Linked DNA regions of Homo sapiens: region 2 is linked to region 1. Evidence: chromatin contacts called from ENCODE Hi-C or POLR2A ChIA-PET data. All regions are on one chromosome and are shown on one strand. Each heading gives the region's core, a stretch centred on a gene start or an enhancer-like site at or near the end of the contact. The rest is flanking DNA. Distances are from core to core; before and after follow the strand shown.

Region 1 (5,351 bases), core at 755-3,254:
ATGTGCACAGACATTTTTCTGTGAAGAATTGAAGTCTAGGTCAAAGCTGGGAAGGAGCTTAGGAGCCTTTGGTTTAACCTTTCCTCCTCTAATAAGGAACCTGATATGTGGGTTGAAATCTAAGACCCATAGTCTTGAATTAGGCTGGAGTGTCTGAGACCAGCCTTTTAGAGTCAAGGGTGTTGTGTTTGGAGCCCTGCTGTGAAGTGTTCTTGTCACCTCAGAACTCTTCAGGAGGCAGGAGGGGAAGTCAGACTTGTTGCCAAAGGGGTTCTCTGTGCAGGGTTCTCAAACTTGTTATCAGGACTGGGTGGTAGAGTACAGTAAAGGGGTCGTCTCCTTCCCGTGGCCTTGTACATATCTGGGAGGTGTGAGAGTCAGGTGGCCCTGGTTTCTAAAGTTCTGTCCTCTGTCCACCACCAGGCCTGCCTGGGTCGCAGAAGAAACTCTAGTCAGTTGGAGCTGTGCCAAATCTGTCTCACTGCAGCAGGGTCTCCTGCGTGTGTGCTCTGTGCCCAGCTTGGGACATACTAGGTGCCATGTGAGCCGGAACCTCAGGGCCTCTGCTCAGCAAGGATTTTGACTGTTTCTGAAGCTGTACTGTTGTGATGCAGCCTCTGCCCTTCTGTCAAGACTCGGGGTGCTAGGTGGACCAAGGAGCTGACTGTGAAAGCCACGTTCCCTAATGTGTCCCCCATCACTGAAATGTCCTGGGGTGATCCAGAGAGAGTCTGATGAGTGAGAGCCAAAAACCTCTGCAGTATGTAGCCATTACTCTTAAAAGTGGCTTTTAAGAGATGGCTCTTAAAAGTGGCTTTTAAGAGATGGCTCTTAAAAGTGGCTTTTAAGAGATGGCTCTTAAAAGTGGCTTTTAAGAGATGGCTCTTAAAAGTGGCTTTTAAGAGATGGCTCTTAAAAGTGATTTTTGGCCCAGCACGGTGGCTTATGCCTGTAATCCCAGCACTTTGGGAAGCCGAGCTGGGCGGATTACATGAGGTCAGGAGTTGACCAGCCTGGCCAACATATAGTGAAACCCCATCTCTACTGAAAAATACAAAAATTAGCTGGGTGTGGTAGCGCACGCCTTGTAGTCCCAGCTACTTGGGAAGTTGATGCAGGAGAATTGCCTGAACCTGGGAGGCAGAGGTTGCAGTGAGCCAAGATCGCGGCACTGCACTCCAGCCTGGGTGACAGAGCAAGACTTCGTCTCTAAAAAAATAATAAAATAAAATAAAATATAAAATAAAATAATTGGCTGGGTACGGTGGCTCACACTTGTAATCCAAGCATTTTGGGAGGCCAAGGCAGGCTGATCGCTTGAGCTCAGGGGTTCAAGACTAGCCTAGGCAACAGGGCAAATCCCCATCTCTAAACTACCCAGGTGTGGTGGCACTCACCTATGGTCCCAGCTATTCAGGGGGCTGATGTGGGAGGATGGCTTGAGCCTGGGAGGCAGAGGTTGCAGTGAGCAAGGTCTCACCATTGCACTCCAGCTTGGGAGACAGAGTGAGACCCTGTCTCAAATAAAAACTAAAAATAGAAATTAAAATTTAAAAATTGTAAAAAGTAATTTGTGTTAGTTGTAGAAAATCTGGAAAAGCAAAGAGAAAAAGGAATCCAAGAGGACTGGACTGTGCTTGCAGCTCTCCACATGACTGCAGGGTTTCAGCAGACTTGAGCTCGGGTGGCAGGGCTGGGTGGACCCCCTTGCTCGGGTGGCAGCATGGACCCCCTGCCAGTTGCAGTGGATAGTGGGAGCTTCTGGGTGGATTTGTGAGTGTGGACACCTGTGGGCCTTTGCTGCCTGCTTCCAGGTGCGGTTGCTTCTTCTCTATCTTGTGTTCTGGTGGATCTCGACTCCACTTGTCCCAAGCAGTGCCTATTTGCTGCCCTCTTCTCTCTTGAGCTAGATAGGGCAGAATAGCTGTTCTCGTATCTCCACCTTGCATTGTGGTTTTGGCAGGCAACGGTAGGAACTGAGAAGTTACAGGCCTACTCATGGCCTCACTGCCACGAAGAGCTTGTCTGTTGCCTCTCTGTGCTTCCTGTCTCACCTCTCTGGCATGATATTTCTTCTCCACTTTGCTGCCATATAGAAGAAAGGAGTAAATCAGATGGCTTTACCTTACTTTCACCTGTGTCATAGCGTAAATAATTCCCTCTCCCCAGCTCCTGAAATATATCCTGCAGTTAGAAAAGAAGGCCCTGGTAGAGAAGTGTTGGGAGCTAAGCTGCTCTATCTATTCTAGTCACCTGCTCCGGGAGTAAAAGCCCTTGTTGCCGCCCTCCCTCCCAGGCTGACCCAGGCAGGTTGTATCTGTGAGTGTTTCTAGCATAGCCTGGCCCATTACCAACAAGGAAGCAAATATTCACCTCCTTTCTCCTTGGTAATCTCAAGTAAACAGGTGTTTGTTTTAGATGTCCTGAGATCCAGGCCTTCCAGAATGGCCTCATTTCCTTACCAGATCCTGATGCTGGAAGATCCTCCAGTGTATGAATGAATGGACAAAGTGGGGTTGTCCCATCATCCACCTTCAGCCTCCGGCACTGCGCTCAGGTGCTCGTTTGTCTGATCCTGTTGAATGGCTGCTTTGGGGGCTCTCCAGCCTCAAGGTAATAGCTGATAAAGCAGGCTCTGAGAGCACATGGGACATGCCAGTGGGCATGTGTTGAACTCAGTGGCAGAGGTGAGATTGGAGTCTAGGATTGTAAACTGTGTTTGCTCCTTGGAGCTGTGTTCTGAGATGTGTGTGCGTGGCATCAATGCCAGGGCTAGAGAGCACAGCTGGAGAATGGCTGCTGCTAACTCTGACTGAGCACTTTGGCTCCAGTATTTCCAAGTGGGTCTCAGAGAATTGACCTTTCCTTGGTGCCTGGTTGTGCTGGGCAGTGTCTTGGGCTTCTCTAGCTCCTCCCCCACCCAATAAATTAACTGTGTTCTAAAGAGCACTTGCCTGTCTCCACATCATCCCACTGCTCCTGTCCCACCCTTGTCATCTTCCATGGGAATGACTCTGGAAGTGTCCAGTTTTGGTTCTTCAATCCATTTTTCAAATATCAGCTGTTTGATCAGCTGTACCCTTTCTTTTTTTTAGAGACAGAGGTGGTCTTGTTATGTTGTCTAGGCTGGTCTTGCACTCCTGGCTTCCAATGATCTTCCCGCCTTGGCCTCCCAAGTAGCTGGGATTATAGGCTGAAGCCACCATCCCCAGCTTAGCCCCTTCTGTGGCTTCCCATTTACCTCTCATGAAGTTCAGACTCCTTAAGCTAGCATGCAGGCTGTGCATGCACAGCCCATTTCCAGATCCAGCTGTCTGTCTTTCTAGGTCTGCCCAGACTGTAACCCAGTCATACTAAACTTCTCTTAGTTCCCCAACCACGTGGCTGCTTTCTTGCCTCTATGCCTTTTCACATTCTGCTGTGTTTTTTTGTTTGTTTGTTTGTTTTTTGAGACGGAGTCTAGCTTTGTTGCCAGGCTGGAGTGCAATGGCGCAATCTCGGCTCACTGCATTCTCCGCCTCCCGGGTTCAAGTGATTGTCCTGCCTCAGCCTCACGAGTAGCTGGGACTACAGGCACCCGCCACCACGCCCGGCTAATTTTTTTATTTTTAGTAGAGATGGGGTTTCACTATGTTGGCCAGGATAGTCTGGATCTCTTGACCTCGTGATCCACCTGCCTTGGCCTCCCAAAGTGCTGGGATTACTGGCGTGAGCCACCGTGCCTGGCCCACATTCTGCTGTTTTTGAGTGGACCATGATCCTCTTTCTCCTGTCATTTACTTTACCAGGCCTTGGCTCAGCCTTCACTTCCTGAGGGAATTCCCCATTTTGAGTCAGCACACCTTGACTCTCTGGCTTGCCCTGACTTGACATTAGAACTGTTGGAGGGCAAGGATTGAGCCCAGGCCCCCACCCTTATGTCCCCAGCATCATACTGGGTACAGGGCATTTTTGTTGATGACATGAATGACTGGAAGAACCTCTATGAAAAGAAATTTATCACACCTGTTTTTACTGAATTACTCAACGTTAGCAAGGACCCAAGAGCTCCTAATAACTCAGCCATATTCAGGTGCCTGCAGAGATCAATAGAGGAAGGGTAGTGTCAGTGGCCTCCTATGGGGATTCTTCCTGTTCCATAGATGCAAAGATACTGCAGTATGTGTACAGGAGAATGAGTTTGAGGTTTTTGTTATGCCCTTTCCTTATTTATTTTTGTCTCATTCTTGGCAGCTCAAAGGGTACAAAGTGGTATCTCGCTGTGTTTTTTTTTTTTTTTCTTTGAGACAAGGTCTGGCTCTGTCACCCAGGCTGGAGTGCAGTAGTGCCATCTCGGCTCACTGCAACCTCCACCCACCCCAGGCTCAAGCCATCCTCCCACCTCAGCCTCCTGAGTAGCTGGGACTACAGGTGTGCACTACCATGTCTGGTTAATTTTTGTATTTTTGGTGGAAACAGGGTTTCACCATTTTGCCCAGGCTGATCTCGAACTCCTGGTCTCAAACAATCAGCCCTCCTTGGCCTCCCAAAGTGCTGGGATTACAGGCATGAGCCACTGCGCCCAGACTATTTTTATTTTATTTTTATTTTGAGACAGTGTCTCACTTTGTCACCCAGGCTCTGGAGTGCAATGGCGGGAGGCACTGCAGCCTCAACTTCCTGGGCCTCAAGCTGTGCTCCCATCTCAGCCTCTCAAGTAGCTGAGACTACAGAAAAGCACCACCACGCCCAGCTGATTTTTATATTTTTTGTAGAGATGGGGTTTTGCCATGTTGCTCAGGCTGGTCTTGAACTCCTGAGCTCAAGCAGTCCATCTGCCTCGGCCTCCCAAAGTGCTAGGATTATAGGCATGAGCCACTGTGCCTGCCCTCACTGTAGTTTTGATTTGCATTTCCGTAACGATAGTGATGGTGAGCATCTTTTCAGGTGCTTGCTGGCCACATGTACACCTTCTTTAGGGAAACATCTCAAGGCCTTTGCCACTCTCATTTTTTAGAGATGGGGTTTTGCTGTGTCGCCCAGGCTAGTCCCAAACTCCTGGGCTCAAGCGATCCTCCTGCCTCAGCCTCCCACATTGCTGGAACTACAGGTGCACATCACCATTCCTAGCTAAAAGTTTTAAAGTTTGATGAAGTTTACTTTATCTATGTTTTCTCTTGTTGCCTGTGCTTTTGTCCAAGAAATTATTGCCAAATCCAATGTCATGAAGCTTGCTATGTCTTTTCCTGAGAGTTGAAGTTTTAGCTCTTATGATTAGGTCTTTGATCCATTTTGAGTTGATTTTTATATATGGTGTAATATAAGCAAAAAACTTCTTTTTTTTTTTATTTTAGACAGAGTTTCGCTCTTGG
Region 2 (5,351 bases), core at 1,105-3,604, 160 kb before region 1:
AAAAAAAAAAAAAAAAAGTTAGAATTAAAATCTGGGAGTGACAACCATTAATCAGATCATTTCACTAATGGAAGTTTAATTACTAATGAAGCTAAATGCTCTGAGAAAAGCTTAGGAAGCACAAGAGGCTGAGCCTTTCAGGTCAGCAAAGACTTCCCAGAGGAGGCAGTGCCTACACTGAGGTCAGAGTGACAAGAAGAGTAATGGACCACTGTAAAGACTTGGGTTCGGCCGGGCGCGGTGGCTCACGCCTGTAATCCCAGCACTTTGGGAGGCCGAGGCGGGTGGATCATGAGGTCAGGAGATCGAGACCATCCTGGCTAACAAGGTGAAACCCCGTCTCTACTAAAAATACAGAAAATTAGCCGGGCGCGGTGGCGGGCGCCTGTGGTCCCAGCTACTCGGGAGGCTGAGGCAGGAGAATGGCGTGAACCCGGGAAGCGGAGCTTGCAGTGAGCCGAGATTGCGCCACTGCAGTCCGCAGTCCGGCCTGGGCGACAGAGCGAGACTCCGTCTCAAAAAAAAAAAAAGACTTGGGTTTGACTTGATTGAGCCCAGGAGTTCGAGACAAGCCTGGGCAATATAGTGAGACCTCATCTCTACAAAAATTTTAAAAATTAGCCTGGTGCGGTGGCTCATGCCTGTAATCCCAGCACTCTGGGAGGCCGAGGTGGGCGGATCACTTGAGGTCAGAAGTTTGAGACCACCCTGACCAACATGGAGAAACCCCGTCTCTACTAAAAATACAAAATTAGCCGGGCATGGTGGCGCATGCCTGTAATCCCAGCTACTCGGGAGGCTGAGGCAGGAGAATTGTTTGAACCTGGGAGGTGGACGTTGCGGTGAGCCAAGATCACACTATTGCACTCCAGCCTGGGCAACAAGAGCAAAACTCCGTCTCAAAAAAAAAAATTTATTTTTAAATTAGCCAGGTGTAGCCACAGCTGTAGTCAAATCTACTAGGCAGGCTGAGGTGGGAGGATTGCTTGAACCTGGGAGGCAGAGGTTGCAGTGAGCCAAGATGGTGCCACGGCATTCCAGCCTGAGCAACAGCAAGACCCTGTGTCCAAAAAAAAAAAAAAAAAAAACCGTAAAATAGGCCAGGCACAGTGGTTCATGGTTATAAGCCTAGCACTTTGGAAGGCTGAGGAGGGTGGATCGCCTGAGCTCAGGAGTTCAAGACCAGCCTGGGCAACACGGTGAAACCCCATCTCTACCAAAAAAAAAAAAAAAAAAAAAAATTAGCCAGGCATGGTGGTGTGTGCCTGTGGTCCCAGCTACTCAGGAGGCTGAGGTGGAAGAGTGCTTGTGCCTGGGAGGCAGAGGTTCCAGTGAACCGAGATCACACCATTGTACTCCAGCCTGGGCAACAGAGTAAGACCCCATCTCAAAAAAAAAAAAAAAAAATTAAGATAAACCCTTTGGCAGCTGCGTGCTGCTCTTAGCCTCAAACCCAAGTCTTTTTTTTCCCCCTTTGAGACGGGGTCTATTGCCCAGGCTGGAGTGCAATGGTATGATCCATACTCACTGCAGCCCCGAACTCCTGGGCTTCCAAAGTGCTGGGATTACAGGTGTGAGCCACCAGGCCCAGACTGCTGAAGGGTTTAAACCAGAGAAAGAATGTGACCAGATTTCCAATTTAGAAAGACCCGCTCTCTGCAGGGTAAGGAGTAGCCTGGGGGTCGGGGGGCGGGGGGCAAGAATTGCAAGGTAACCAGGGAGGCCAGTGCAATGTCCAGGTGGGAGAGGATGCTAGCTGAGACTAGAAGTGCTAGGAAAAGGATGTGTGCAGACAAGAGGTCACTGGGGAGGTGAAATAACAAGGCTTGGCCATGAGTGGAACCCAACACCCATGGTGCCCTCTTGAGAGAGGGAAGATGGCACCTGAGATGGAAGATGGAAAGACCAGGGTCCCTGTGACTGAGGACTGAGCCTCTGTTTGAGGTTTTTGCAGAGGAGTAAAGGCAACAAAAGAGGCAAGAGTTGGAAGAAAGGTGACAAGGAACAAAAGTCAGCTATGCCTGATGCTACTGGGTGGCCAGCAACAATGCTGACTTGGCCAAGGCTCTGAGAGCTTTACTATGCTGGGACTGGAGGTCAGAGTTGAGGCTAGGGTAAGAGCAAGGGGCTCAGATGGAGGGGGAGGAGGACCTGAACAAGTCCAGAAGGGAAGAGATTTGTCCCTCTATCCAACAGAGTACCCAGTGAGCAGCACAGAGGGCACAGCAAGGGACATCACCCGGTTCCCCAAATGCTCAGAGCCACAAGTGAAGCCAAAAGTGAAAGACAAGATGCAGAAAACCGCCACGGGCCTTTGAGGAAGGGTAAAGGCGAAAGCGAAAGCAGGAAGTACAGACGTGAAGCCTAGCAGAGGACTTTTTAGCTGCTCACTGGCCCCGCTTGTCTGGCCGACTCATCCGCCCGCGACCCCTAATCCCCTCTGCCTGCCCCAAGATGCTGAAGCCAGCCCTGGAGCCCCGAGGGGGCTTCTCCTTCGAGAACTGCCAAAGGTGAAGCGGGGGCGCGGGGGGCGGTCACTCCTGAGCCGCCTCTGCTTGCTCGTGGCCTTTTTTCCTGGCTGGGGGTGGGGGAGGGTGTGTTGGTCGACTTGGGTTCCAGGCTTACCCCGGAAGATGAGGGAGACGGGGACCAGGTTAGGGGAAGCAACAGGGGTCTTGAAAGCAGAGCCGAAACATGGGCGCCCTCCTCCGTTTCCAGAAATGCATCATTGGAACGCGTCCTCCCGGGGCTCAAGGTCCCTCACGCACGCAAGACCGGGACCACCATCGCGGGCCTGGTGTTCCAAGTGAGCAGCGGGGAGGGACGGGGAGCTGGAGGGGAGCCGAGAGTATCGAGCAGGCACTGAAGCTGCGGTCCCTCCCTCTCCTCAGGACGGGGTCATTCTGGGCGCCGATACGCGAGCCACTAACGATTCGGTCGTGGCGGACAAGAGCTGCGAGAAGATCCACTTCATCGCCCCCAAAATCTAGTGAGACTCCCGAGCCCAGTTCCCGTACGCAAAAAAGAACGGCCCCCTCGTTCCCACTCCGGTCCCCGCACGTCCCAGCCCTGCCCACACCGATCCTCCCTTTTGCCTCAGCTGCTGTGGGGCTGGAGTAGCCGCGGACGCCGAGATGACCACACGGATGGTGGCGTCCAAGATGGAGCTACACGCGTTATCTACGGGCCGCGAGCCCCGCGTGGCCACGGTCACTCGCATCCTGCGCCAGACGCTCTTCAGGTGCGGGGGCAGGGCTAACAGGACCCCGGCAGGGGTAGTTACGGGGTTGGGGCCATTGGAAGGCGGGACAGAAAGAAGGGCGGGACCGCGACGGGCCAGGTGACCGGAAGAGGCCGGCCCAAGAGAACCTGGGCTACAGGAAAAGGCGATGTCAGTCATCGGGCGCCAGCCCACAGGAAGGGGCGGGGATAGCACCTAGGAGCTGGGCATAGAGAGGTGGGGCCTAGGCCCCAGCTTGTGGCCGACCCCGCCCATCCTCGAGCAGGTACCAGGGCCACGTGGGTGCATCGCTGATCGTGGGCGGCGTAGACCTGACTGGACCGCAGCTCTACGGTGTGCATCCCCATGGCTCCTACAGCCGTCTGCCCTTCACAGCCCTGGGTGAGCGCTTCTGTCCCTTCTCCTCGAACTCTGCCCCTGTGACCTTGGCCTCACTCCAAACGGCGTCGCAGCGGTTGACTTCAGATGCTTCTCCTGCCTTCAGGCTCTGGTCAGGACGCGGCCCTGGCGGTGCTAGAAGACCGGTTCCAGCCGAACATGACGGTGAGCGGCCTCTGTCCCCGACTTTGTGGTCGCTGGTGGGATGTGCACCCGGGAGCTGGGGGAGCACAGGACCCTGGCCCAGTGCGGGTGGCTAAGGCTTGTCGGAGGAGGTGACCACTGAAGGGTGAGTGGAGTAAGGGCAGAGAAGTGCGGTCCCGACATAACACCGTCCAATACCAAAGCCTGCACGGCTGGGAGAAGTCGAAGCTCACAGAGGATCTTTAGGAGCCGAGGGCGGAGAGAAGGACCAGTAGGGTCCTACTTATATCAACGTCTGGAGCCTAGATTTTGTTTGGGGTGGGATGGAAGCAGGTGATGTTGCCTCAGAGGTGGCTAAGGCTCAGAGGGAGAAACACAGTGGGGGTTTGGAGGGCAAGACCAGATTGGGTAAGTGGACAGGCAAGTCCCCAGGCTGTAGCCTAAGTTAACAGCAGAGAGAGCCCGTTAGGTCTCACACACCCATCACCGCAGCTGGAGGCTGCTCAGGGGCTGCTGGTGGAAGCCGTCACCGCCGGGATCTTGGGTGACCTGGGCTCCGGGGGCAATGTGGACGCATGTGTGATCACAAAGACTGGCGCCAAGCTGCTGCGGACACTGAGCTCACCCACAGAGCCCGTGAAGAGGTGAGAGCTGGAGATCGGGGACCACAGGGATGTGTGGGGCTATAGCAGGGGAGATAGGGGGCTGCAAAAAGGGGATGGGCCACATGACAGGCCCATGTTCAGAGGCTGTCCCTCCTCCCTCCCAGGTCTGGCCGCTACCACTTTGTGCCTGGAACCACAGCTGTCCTGACCCAGACAGTGAAGCCACTAACCCTGGAGCTAGTGGAGGAAACTGTGCAGGCTATGGAGGTGGAGTAAGCTGAGGCTTAGAGCTTGGAACAAGGGGGAATAAACCCAGAAAATACAGTTAAACAGATGGCTGTGTCATTCTTGAGTGGAATGGGGTGGGCAGGCAGCCAGCAGGGCTCTGTAGCTAAGGCGTCCCTGCAGGGGCCATTACCTACCATAGCTCTAGTGTCTGGCCTAAGAGATGCCCTTCACCCATAACCTCAGGCACCTACAACTCCAGAACCCCAGCCCTGGCCAGCATTGCAGGCTTGGTCTCCACCCAAACCTTCCTTCTGACTCCACACTTGAAGGCTCCCCCACCACTCCACTGTCTTGCTCTTGCCCTCTAGTCCACTGGAGACTTGTAAATTATGAAATACCCCATGTACTACCCCCTCCTAGAGACTTTCCATGGCTCCTCAGTGGCCCAGGACAAAGCTCATACCTTTCAATCAGGCCCCCACAGGCCCCACTGAGGGCTAAAGTGCTGACAAGAGGAGCCGCTCCCTGACTCCAAGGCAAGTTCTCACCAAGCACTCCTCAACCTCGCAACATCTTTACCTGTGACACCCCTTAGATGACGAGGCATGCCTGCACTGCTCACGTGAAGCTCGTCTTCTGTCTGCACATGCTGGGCTTGTGACTCCAAGTTTTCCAGGCTAATAAGGGTCACAGGACTCACATGGGGAGAGATGACACGTTTCTCCAACAAACCTTTGCTGGGCCCCTGCTGAGTC

What was found. Hi-C counts contacts between places; a loop is a spot of excess contacts on that map. ChIA-PET counts read pairs that join two places held with the same protein, here RNA polymerase II (POLR2A). Pooled maps may share reads with other maps.
Region 2: a pooled map shows a loop between it and region 1 (2.3-fold over the local background). The contact joins the promoter of PSMB10 here to the enhancer-like site in region 1. A Hi-C loop is called at or near these places in 1 of 50 pooled maps. POLR2A ChIA-PET finds 5 or more read pairs at or near these places in 2 of 52 experiments (WTC11 and activated naive CD4-positive, alpha-beta T cell).

Annotation. Positions count from the first base shown.
Region 1 is chr16:67,778,329-67,783,679 of GRCh38, reverse strand. All of the region lies in intron 2 of RANBP10 (RAN binding protein 10), which reads left to right. Among named protein-coding and RNA genes, the nearest start is that of RANBP10, 26 kb to the left of the region's middle. RefSeq lists an enhancer at 2,071-2,220. Within about 2 kb of position 2,004, at least 4 of the 41 ENCODE cell types and tissues checked have a DNase peak (open chromatin) inside an H3K27ac peak, as active enhancers do.
Region 2 is chr16:67,933,853-67,939,203 of GRCh38, reverse strand. PSMB10 (proteasome 20S subunit beta 10) reads left to right here and starts at 2,354. Exons shown (of 8, transcript NM_002801.4): 1 at 2,354-2,510; 2 at 2,719-2,806; 3 at 2,892-2,989; 4 at 3,101-3,241; 5 at 3,507-3,622; 6 at 3,726-3,784; 7 at 4,256-4,407; 8 at 4,533-4,698. The coding sequence starts at 2,455. The coding sequence ends at 4,644. RefSeq lists enhancers at 2,175-2,424, 2,675-2,954, 3,245-3,434, 3,585-3,784.